2 separate regions of the Homo sapiens genome follow, and region 1 is linked to region 2. Evidence: chromatin contacts called from ENCODE Hi-C or POLR2A ChIA-PET data. All regions are on one chromosome and are shown on one strand. The core of a region is the stretch at or near the end of the contact, and the rest is flanking DNA. Distances in the headings are between cores, read along the strand shown. Region 1 overlaps ST7 (suppression of tumorigenicity 7). Region 2 overlaps COMETT (cytosolic oncogenic antisense to MET transcript).

Region 1 (5,552 bases), core at 2,941-5,440, 430 kb before region 2:
ATCTCCAATAATTTTATAAAATAAATAAGAAAGTACCATTTCACTCAGTCGTCTAATCAGTGCTTCCTTACCATAAGCAGAGCTCATTATACCACCAATCTGCTACAGTCAAAAGCTGTTAATTCTCATCAACTTCACCTGTCACTGTTGCTAAGTGAGCCTATCTCATTTATTAGGCCTTAATTCTCTTTATCTTAACCTAGGGTACAGATTGGGAAGCCTTCCACAAGTTGTAACAATTTGATATAATTTCTTCCTGATAATTAAGATGTGCAAATGGTTAGAACATTAATGTTATGATTGTTTTAAAATAGTAAGCTCAAAATGCCTGATAATAACTACCTACATTTACACAAAACTTACAAGTGTGTGGAAACGCTGACTGCCATTATCAAATATCACCTGGAATAACATTTTATGCTTTTCACAATTTAGTAGTTAGCATGGATTTTTAAAGCACTTATCTAATTATCTGAGTAGCATTATTTTAAGACTTTTTATTTTTATGCTGTGTATTTTATAATTCTTAAGAGACAGATATTTTAAGGAAATGCATTTTATTAATGGAATGAAAACATAATGAAATATCTAAATTAGAAAGTATAAGACCGATGGACAGATGAGTAGATAGATATAAAACCTACAACCTACTTATAGTTAAGTGATTTGCCATACCTCAGAAATCCAGCAGAGGGGTTAAAAGCCAGGCTTAGCAAACAGAAAAGCCAAGTTTAGTCAGAGAAGATTCAACTCCCATCTCAGCCACTTACTACATAGATTATCCTAATTAAGCAAGTTTTTAAACCTCTCTGAGCCTTGGTTTACTTACATACTAGATAGATTATCTTAATTAAGCAAGTTTTTAAACCTCTCTGAGCCTTGGTTTACTTACTTACTAGATAGATTATCTTCATTAAGCAAGTTTTTAAACCTCTCTGAGCCTTGGTTTACTTATAAATTGACAAAAGGCCTAGATCAATGCTTGGAATGTATTAACAGCTAATATGTAAATAGCACTTTGTGTGTACCAGGCATTGTTCTAATTCATGTATTAACCTATTTAACCCTTAAAACGACCCTAGGAGGTATTATCCCCATTTTAGAGATGAAGAACTGAGGCATGGAGGATAAACAACTTATCTAAGATCAGAGCCAGGATTCAACTGGAGTAGCCTCTAGCTCAGAATCCTTGTGCTTAACCAGTACACAATACTGCCTGTGTAGAGTAGGTGATCATACGGAAGCCAAAAAAAAAAAAAAAATTTCAAAAAACTAGGTTCTTTCCAATAAAACCAAATCTACAGTGGGCCAAACAGTTCAGTTCCGAATTCATAAAAATTCTTTCTATATTCTATGATCAATTCCAACATATGAAAAAATTGAACAGAGAATCAGAATGAAAGGGATAATGTTTAGTCATTGTGATAGCTTAAAATGAGAGTGGCATTAGCCAGTAAAGCAGAAATAAGTACTCAAGTGCAGAAAGCTACAACCATAAAAGGACCTGTCCTACCCAAGGCACACTCAGTAACCACTAAATCCCACTCTACTTTTCAGTTCTCCAAATGTCACAGTAGATACTACTTGCCTAGACTCTATAAACACTGACTATAAATTCAAAGCTCAACAGGAGAGCCTTCAACTAGATCCCTCCACCCACCTCTCAAAGAATTTTCTCTATCTCCATCTCACTCTCAGCAAGTGAGACTTGCTGATATGCCTAGATGCCCCCTTCCCAAACAATCACATCATAGTCCTCTCCAAAACGTATAACGTTCACCTAAGTCAGAAGTTCTTCTCGGGTCACCTGTTCTAGGGACCACTATCCTAACCACAATTTCCTGAGACAGCAGTGGGTTGTACTTATAGCATTTGGCACCCCTGAATCCCATCCCAGAGTCCTGCTACAATTTAACCCTTCGTGATCCAGGTTGGAGAAAGAATCATTACTGAATCAAGAGACCTGGAGTCTAGCCAACACGGCCACTCATTACCTCTCTGATCTAAGATAAATTCTAGAACCCCTGTATGTATCTGTTCCTTCACTGGTAAAATGAGGAGGTGGAACTGGAAAATCCCTAAGATCTAGTCCAACTTTAATAATCTTGGACTCTACTTTAAACCAATTACAGTCAGAGGAGAAAACTCAAGTAACTCCTGCTGATACCTACTCCTTTTCTAGCCCCCACTGTCCCCTCTTCTATCCTGCCAGGGCTTTGGGAACAGCCCCTCCTCAAAGGAGCCAGGATGTATTGTCCTAATTCAGCGTGTTTATGTTGGATGCTGATGTTCTGGGGAGCCTCCTCCTGTTTACAGGGACACTGTTCCTTTCTAGGCAGACCCCCAGTAACTCAGCCTGGTGGTAAGTAGACAGATACACACACACACATTAACACACACACACACACACAAAATACTTAAACTGTTGGAGGATCTGCCTACTAGAGGGTTCATGGCTCATGACCTGGTGGGTCACACCTCTTAGGACAATGTGGCCTGGGTGCCAGCAATAAAGCTTCTGAAGGAGACCATTCTTCCAGGACTTGATTGAGACAGCTGGACACAGAGTGTGAAGCTTTTCATAGAGGACAGCTCAGGGGCTGAGACATAGCTCTCCTCTCTTTCTCTTTCATGGCTTCCCTCCCTGGACTAGTGCCTGCCACGCGAGTCCACGGTCCTCTACCCTCCTCAGAGGAGAACGAGCATGGCTTCCACTTCACTCTTCCCTCTTAAATCAGAAAATCACAGCTTTATCATAATATCTTACATCGCATTTCCAAATTATACAATAACCGACTTTGTTATTACACATGTTTTAAAATACCAGGGTTGGATTATAAATGTTCACTCTATTTTTCTGCATTTCAGAAATGAAAATAGGGGGTTTTCCCTCTAGTCTCAATTCTCACCAACATGTGAGAGCTAAGTCAAAATGCCTTAAGGTTATGTCACATCCCAATTTCACCTTATTACTAAGTCAGAACAAACATTATCTAAGATATCTCATCTTGCTGCTCTCCCAGGCCTCTTACCACCCACTCCAGCCTGCATCTGCATCAGCATTTCCTTTTCATGTTTTGTCATCCTCATTGGCTTTGCTTACTGAGCCCCAAGTCTACCTCATGGCCTATCCCAAAATGTGAGAAGACTCCACTAAAAAAAGGATTATCTGGATGCAGAAGATTCCTAGAGCGTATGCCCAGCTCCTCCCATTACTGGGCTCTACTCCCAAGACCTCAAAATTTAAGTAAGCTAAGACAGATGAGCATCTAGCACTAACCAGATAAAAGAACTACCCTATGAAGTGAGGAGAGAATTCAGCTACTCAACTCAATATCATGACCCAGACCAGTGCTCCACATTCTCCATGGCACTAACCAGACTAGTTACTAGCTACCTAGAACCTAGAACCAAGGCAATGGTTCTGAGAAATTGTCAGTTACTTTCACAGATAACAATCATCCTTATTGAGCACAAAAGCATAATTATGACCAAACGCATGAGTAAAACATAATAAAAGATCTGCTTAACCAAACTCCAAACCTTCAGATAAGGGCTCTTTCTGGATACACAACACCTGTTTGTTGTTATGCTTTAAAAGGATGGTGGCAATAGTGGCAGGATCCCCGGTTCTCAGTGGCTGCAAAGCACAGATCTCTTACATGGTTGTAGGGCCACTCCCTTCTTACAGTGGCCTCAAGAGAACTAAAATCAAGTAACCACAGCTGGAAAAAGGAGGTAAATAACTTTTATAAGAGGTGCTGTGTGGTCTCCCTATCACTGATGTTTTAACTCTATCAGAAGATGACTATAAAAAAGGACATTGGGTTTATGTGTTTAAGGTTAGCCAATTAAAAAAAAATATAGCAATTAATCTTGATGTATAATTAGCAGTCATGAGAAACATTACTAAAGTTACTAAAATGCCTGATAAAAATAAGAAAGATTAAGATTTTCGTCCTACAAATATGAATCCAACAATAAATATGCTTATTCATTTTACATCCTGACAGTGATGGTCATTTTATATACATTTGAATCAAAGCTCTAGTGTAATGATCAGAATCAAACTATAGGTTTGTACAACAAACAGGGAGGTACCCAAGCCAGACATATCCCTCTGTAGAAAAGCTTCTTTAGGCAAACCACAGACCTTCCTGTGTGGTTTTGGTCTGTTCACATGATTGGCAAAAGGAACCACTGGAAAATAAGCAAAGAAAGTCATAAAAAATAGTCATGAATGGACTAGTGTGGGTTGTCCCAGAGGCCAAAAACAAAAAAAAAAAAACAAAAAAAAAGTGGAGAAGTTCTTTAAGGAATTTCTTAGCTGTAGCATACAGCTGCAGTTCTAGGTAAGCAAAGAAGATCACAAATTTCCATGGTACTACAAAACAAATCATTCTCAATGTTTTCTAGCAGGAGCTGGCAAATCCTTTTTATAAAGGGCCAAATAGTAAACAGTTTAGATTTTGTGGGACCATCTGTTCTCTGTCACAACTACTCTATTGTTTCAGTGCAAAAATAGTCATAAACAATACATAAATTAATGTAGCCATGTTCCAATAAAACTTTATTTATAAACTTTGAAATTAAATTTCTTGTAATGTTCACATATCATGACGTATTCTTTTGAAAATTTTTCAGCGATTTAAAAATGTTAAAAAAAAAGTTAGCTTATAAATCTCACAGAAACAGGCAGCCCATGGGCTACAGTTTGCCAAACCCTGTTCAACAATATTTACTGTGGTTGATTTGACCTTTCTCTGCAAGAGCTCTAATCTTCAATTAGGTCTCTGCCATTGACAAGACTCACGAAGATAATGGAATCCATCAACAACTGCCTGATTGCATCAGGGTCAGAAATTCAAGAAAAGTTTCATCCCAATTCCCTTCATTTCTGATGATACTATGAACAATACCTCATTCCCTATCACATTAGAACTGGTGATAAATGCTCAATTTCTGAGAAATTGTCAACTACTTTCCCAGATAAGGAAAACCACATACCTCCAATCCACATACATCTCTAGCCCTTGAAGATTATATAAAAATGGAAATCATGGGCTAAGATTTCCAAGTCTCTTCAATTATATTATAAGCCAGGAAAACTTTCTATAAAACATACTCATAGTGTAGAACACAAGTAATAGCTAGTTTGTCTGAGAAAATCTGACCCTGTTCACCAACAATTGCTGAAAGGGAATTCTTGAGAAACAAGAAACAGACTACAATCCTAACTGCACAGTTAATTAATTTGGTTAGACATTTCACAACAGTATCACTTCATTTATGAAATGAAGAACTTAAAATTATTTCTGAGGTTTTTTTCTAGCTCTAAAATACAACAATTCTGTAATGAGTTACGCTGATCATGATACCTACCTCATTAAGGGTTTCGGCAGATTTCTATTAAAGTTCACATGGATGACTTTTTTTGTCATTAGCCTTCAGATAAGAAGCAGATAATTTCCTCTCTGCTTTTTTGTCTCTGGTTTTTTGAAAGGCTATTGAAAATATATTTCTAATCAAGACAACTGCTACATTCTTAAAAT
Region 2 (5,845 bases), core at 2,745-5,244:
AGGTCACAGCCAAATGATCTGGGCCCAAACAGGTTCTGATCCTGGGATAAGCCAGAGAGATCTCAGCAACTCCAAGGCAGAAACTAGGTCATGATTCCTTGGCTAATAAAATCAACTGAGAGAGAAGCTGTAGTCTGGGCTCTGGATAAGTGCTCAGGGACAAATGATCTGGATGTGATGTGTACAGTCAAATTCTAGGCCATACCACCTGACGGAGGGGAATCTCTGTGCTCTGCCAGACTTGGTGGAACTAAGCCTCCACTTTCTTCAACTGTTTGGGGTTGAGGAATGCAGAGTCATACACACCTGTTTTCTTTTTCCTTGAATCTGGTAGACATAGTGGTTGAGTCCCTAAGCCAGAAGTCAGAGAGATCTCAGGAACTTTGTGGCCTGTTCCACCACAGATCTAAACCTGTCTTGGTAATTCCATCACATTTGCTTGGTGAGGTAACTTGGCAACCCGTGAGCCATGAGCCCCAGGTGAATCTGTAATTCTATGATTGTTAAGGAAGTGTGGCTCTACCAGTCCCCTGGTAGATCCCTGGAATTGCTCTACATCTATAAGTAACATCTCCCTTAGGTGGGGCATTTACCCGCACAGGATGTGAAGATGCATTAGATTTGACCATCTCAGCTCAGTGAATCCAAGTAACCATAGATCTTTGGCAGATTTTCTTCCCTGTCATGGTGTCAGGGGCCCAGGGAGCAGGACTGATACAACTCAGTTTCCCTTGCCGGGGCAGAAGTGAGAGGAAGGGTCTAAAGCTGTGGGAATGGCAGTCAGCTGTCCCCTTCCCTTCAGCTTCAGGAAATATGAGGCCAGAAGAGGGAAAGTTCAGAAACTGTGCAGGCACTCATGGCACTGCAGAATTTCAGCCTCACTGCTAAATCTGGGAGGGACAAGAAGCAGGCAAAGTTGGATTATGTGGCTAATAGCATAGAGCCAGGGAAACTAACTTGAGGGGCTTCAAATCTGCTAAAATTAGAATTTTCCTTTTAGATCTGTGCAGACTTTGTTCTTATTACAAAGTGGTGGACATTTTGGAACAACCAAGAAAATTTTATGTGCTCTTCACTTGCTACCAAAACTAGTACTAAAACAATACCTGCTTTTCACCCTCAGATACATCTGGGTCTTTAGTCCAGGAAAGAATCACCTCCAAGGTGAGTGTGAGTGGACAAGGATGTAGAGGATGCCCCCAGCCTTTTGGAGGAGTCTCTGTAGGATCAGGCCACCTGAATAGATGCCCTGAGTGCTCTGTTTATTACCTTTGTTCTTTTCAGTATCTGCATGGTGGGGCCCATAGTCTTTTTTCTCTCTGCAGAACAGTGAAAATTTCTCTGTCTTGCTCTGCCCAGGAGCAGGTAGGCCAGAAGTGCCAGAGAATTAACACTCACCATCTTCACCCCCTGCCCCGGCAGCAGCCTTCAACCAACTTGCCACTTGGAAATAAATACTTGTTCTCTTGCCCCTTGGATGGGATAATTCTGCAGCAGGTGCTGTTTCCCCAAGTTTTCCCACCAACATAACCTGACCATGGTAGCAGACTTAATAGTAACCTTATAGCTCCCTTCCCTTCCTTGTATTGCTTTCCTAGTTCCCGCTGATGATACTCCCTATTCTTCTCAAATTAACTGCTTGTGTGCAAATCCTTGCCTTAGGGCCTACTTCTATGACAAGGCTAACTAGGATGTCACTTTTCCAGAAAATAGCCTGGGCTGCATGAGGGAGTCATTCTGATACTTTAAAAATAATGTTTCCCCAGGCAGATGTTTTGGGATCATGATAACATTTACTCTCAACCTTCCTCCCAAGCTATTCTTGATAGACACATGGAAATTTTCAGAAAACCAAATACCTCATGTTCTCACTTATATGTAGGAGCTAAATGATGAGAACACATGGACACATAAAGGGGAACAACACACACTGAGGCCTTTTGGAGGGCAGGAGGTGGGAGGAGGAAGAGGATCAGGAAAAATGTACTAATGGGTACTAGGCTTAATACCAGGCTGATGAAATAACCTGTAAAACAAACCTCCATGACACAAGTTTACCAACGTAACAAACCTGCAGTTGTAACTGTGAACTTAAAATAAAAGTTAAAAAAAATTGCATTAGAACTTTCTTTTACTTTATTTGAGATCCAAAGAAAATTTATCTCCAAATAAATTGTGGTAGTGGTTTATATATTTTTCAAATATTATTTTTTACTAAGAAATATGCTTTACATTGCAACTCAGTATACATACTCTCATAAACATGAAATGTCTTATTAAACTCATCTGATTACCCTTGCTCTCTGTGATCTATATGTTTCTTTCTCCTCTCTTCTCTTTTATTCTTTTCCATTCTATTCAGTTATATTTTTGTTAATAAATGAAAGCCAATTTCACAATTCTAGAATAGGTGCTATGGTCAAAATGTTTGTGTCCCCCTCAGATTCATATGTTGAACTCCTAACCCCCAAGGTGATGATATTAGGAGGTGGGCACTTTGTGAGAAGATTAGTCATGAGGGTAGAACTCTCCTGAATGGGATTAGTGTCCTTATAAAAAAGGCCTTTCTTGTACCCCTTCCTACCACATGAGGACACAGCAGAAAGACCACCTTCTATGAAGAGGCCCATCGCCAGACACTGAATCTGCTGGTGCCTTGATCTTGGACTTCCCAGCCTCCAGAGCTGTGAGCAATGAAGGTCTGCTGTTTATAAGCCAACCAGCTTGTGATATTTTTGTTATAGTAGTTCAAACAGACTAAGACACTAGGTCAGCACTCACAGTTTGAGCAACACTAGATGAAGGAGACACATATTTCACAACAGGTCCGCCAAACAGGATTCTTAAGGAAAGAATGTTCAAAGAGGAGATTTGCAAAACTATTATTTGTTGTCCTTCACAGCTATCATTGCATAGGGCTGATAGCTATGCAGTGACCTTTGTTGTTAGCAACACAATTTATTACCATCCTCTGCTTCTAGAAGAAAGAAAAAAATCGATACATTGCGGGTACTAGGATGTTTAGGCCTCATGTGTGGATTTCTCCAGGTGTCCCCATTCCAGGGAGTAGAAATGCTGTGGGGTCAAATGGAGCAATGAGGTAATTAGAAGATGGGAGGATCTTGAAGGTTTGAAACAGCACTCCGGGGTTTGCACTTGCTGTTAAGAATGGCTCACGTATGTTTTGGTAGTCTGGGAAGACCAGGAGCAGGCTACGCATAAGCGGTGTGCGCACTACAATTTCACACATGTGTGGTTATCTGTAGCTGGCTCTATGGGTTCACCAGAGCCTTATTTGTTTGGCAGACTTAGAGGAAAGACAATGAAGGAATACACTGGACTCTAAGGTTCAGCCCTATATCTGACAAAAGGCAAGAGTTCAAACCTCTTGGCCATCTGGGGGAGAACTCTTCTGAAGAGAAAACAGTATTATTGTATTTTCAAGTAAATTATTTCATATCCTCTAACACTAATAAAGAAATGTGTGTTTGTGTTTTGGAGGACGTCTTAGCGGTGGATAGTTAACTTGTGAAATAGTCGGCTAGGGAATTCATACTTAGGGATCCTCAGCCAGCATTTGAACGACCCTAATCAGCTGTCCTATTATAGCTTTATCTCCAATGAACACAAAAAAGCCTGTTAGTTAGCATAGGGGATGCTAAAATAAGTTTCCATGGATGAAACGAGTGGTGATTAAGATATGTGAATATGCTGGAAATATTATGTAAGCAATTCCTTCCTTCTGTAAACAACAGGGAGTAAGAATCTGGAGAGAGCTCCACAGCCTACCCTCTTCATAGGGCTCTTCTCGGACCAGGGCTTCATTCAATAGCTCAACAGAGAATCCTGTGGCTCAACTTCTGATCAGAAGTTTAGCTGAAACTTTCACCAGAATACTGATACATCTGCTTTGAGTGGCCGTTTCGCGCATGCTGTTGCCTGGGATTTCACTGCTCTTATTGTGTCAGGTTAGCTAGTTGATTTGAGTATTTGAACATGTGGCATCTTTGGTCAAATGTGCTTTCAATATAACTCATCACCCAGTAATGAGATTGTTGGGGAGGAGGATTATAGTTCTCACCTGTTCCTAGCTGCTGGTGGTGATCAATATCTGCCAGAGTAACTTAAAACTCGTGAACAGCCAAATTTGCTTAAGTCAGGTCTATTCACTTGATCTGAGGTAATTGCTTGAGGGTTAGTTAAGGAGAAACACTGGTTTTTGAACACAACCCTGTGAGTGTAACTGGACTTGTCTCCTACTCAGCCCTCGCAGTTCTATGGGGGTGGGGGCTGTGATAAAGGGTGAGTCACAAAGTCACACAGACCTCCCTATGGTCTGTGTAAAAAATGTGGCATGGAAGGCAGCCCTGCACAGTTATTAAGTGGGCAGGATGATTTTTCTTTCAAACACAGGATGTGAGTAATATTACATTTCTTTCCTTTCTCTAAATAAATTTAATATGCTCCAAGCCTCCAATCGGCCTCACTGGTGCGAAGGTCAAGCTTTGTCTGGATGGTTCTCCTCTTGGTGCCATGTGAATGCCCTGTTATTTGATCCCCAAAGATCATAGCTGACATGCTCAGTGTTCAAAGCTGTACTATTCTTTAAGGATGGAGGCTCTGCTGGTGCTGCCATTGTGGGGCACTAGGGTTATTGCCAAGTCTAGGAGCCCAGTGCTCATGTTCCAGCCTCTTTAGGAACACTAGGTGGCTGTTTCTTGCTGAGATCCCATCACATCTTAGGGCGCTGGAAGGGATCAGAGCACAGGCTCCTAGTGCTGTGGAGTCCCCCTACTTTGGTGTCTTATCAATCTTGGATGCTCTCCAAATTACTTTCTGGTCTTGCTTTTTCCATTCCTTCTATTTCTGAAAGAATCCCATATAATCACTCTTCAGGAAGTGATTTAGAAACACAATGTGAACTCTTCTCCTTGGAGTGGTGGCTGGAAAAATAACATGCCAACACTAGCTACAAACACAGTCCCTACAATGTAACCTACTTATGCTGACAGCCACATTCAGTGAGATAGGTGAGAGGAATCGTTGTAGAATTGTCACTGGAAACTGCCCAGTAAGCGAGATATGACCTTCTGAGATATGAAGTGGCAGAGAGAAAAAATGGAAATCTTCTTAGAGTGGAAGAAAATAATTTTTTGGGCACGTGTATGTCTTTAACTGTGCAAGAAAACATATATTCAATTATTTGTTAATAACAGCACCATTACTATGATAATAGTTATTTAAAATAATTTGAAGTAACGTATTTTAATAATAATCTGTATTTGCTTAGCATTAGATGTTTTCATGCCAGTTATCTCATTTGCTTTTGACAACATCCTGGTAAGGAGGCATGGCACATAGGATTTCCCCATTTTGCCACTAAGAAAAGTCAAGCACTTTGCATGTTAATTGAACCTCAAAGCCAATCAGTTAGTAGACAGTTGAGTGTAGCTAGTACCCAAGTCCATTGGTTTTCCACTTGACTACTCTGCCCTAAGCAGTAAGATGTGGAGTGAAAATATGGCTTATAGATGACTTAATCTTAAGTGGTTACTTTGAAGTACATCTTTCAAGTTAGCCATAAAAGACTTTCCTCACAATATCCAATGAATGACCGAATTGCTTTTCCTGTAGACTACCTATTTAAACTCAACTTGGCCAAGTAAATATTGCATGCTTGCAGCACTCTGCAGCTGAAAGCAGTTTGGCGGGAAGTAGGTTTGTGGAGGGATTAGGTATGTGTAGTCATTCATTCATTTATTCATTCATAAACATTAAAATAGCAACTACTGAAAGCCACACATCAGCCTAGATTCCAGTGCTACTCTTTTTTTTTTTTTTGAGA

The links. A loop is a pair of places that touch in the nucleus more often than their neighbours do. ChIA-PET counts read pairs that join two places held with the same protein, here RNA polymerase II (POLR2A). Pooled maps may share reads with other maps.
Region 1: a loop to region 2 is called in a map with no recorded cell type, with 8 times the contacts of the local background. The contact joins two enhancer-like sites. A Hi-C loop is called at or near these places in 7 of 37 single-sample maps with no recorded cell type and 5 of 50 pooled maps. POLR2A ChIA-PET finds 5 or more read pairs at or near these places in 1 of 52 experiments (OCI-LY7).

What each region holds. Positions count from the first base shown.
Region 1 is chr7:117,007,994-117,013,545 of GRCh38, reverse strand. The region is part of intron 1 of ST7 (suppression of tumorigenicity 7); the gene reads right to left. Among named protein-coding and RNA genes, the nearest start is that of MIR6132, 9.4 kb to the left of the region's middle. RefSeq lists a silencer at 1,421-1,470 and an enhancer at 2,461-2,540. Within about 2 kb of position 4,190, at least 2 of the 41 ENCODE cell types and tissues checked have a DNase peak (open chromatin) inside an H3K27ac peak, as active enhancers do.
Region 2 is chr7:116,575,685-116,581,529 of GRCh38, reverse strand. All of the region lies in intron 2 of COMETT (cytosolic oncogenic antisense to MET transcript), which reads left to right. Among named protein-coding and RNA genes, the nearest start is that of CAV1, 54 kb to the right of the region's middle. RefSeq lists silencers at 1-399, 3,923-4,062 and an enhancer at 4,201-4,495. Within about 2 kb of position 3,994, at least 6 of the 41 ENCODE cell types and tissues checked have a DNase peak (open chromatin) inside an H3K27ac peak, as active enhancers do.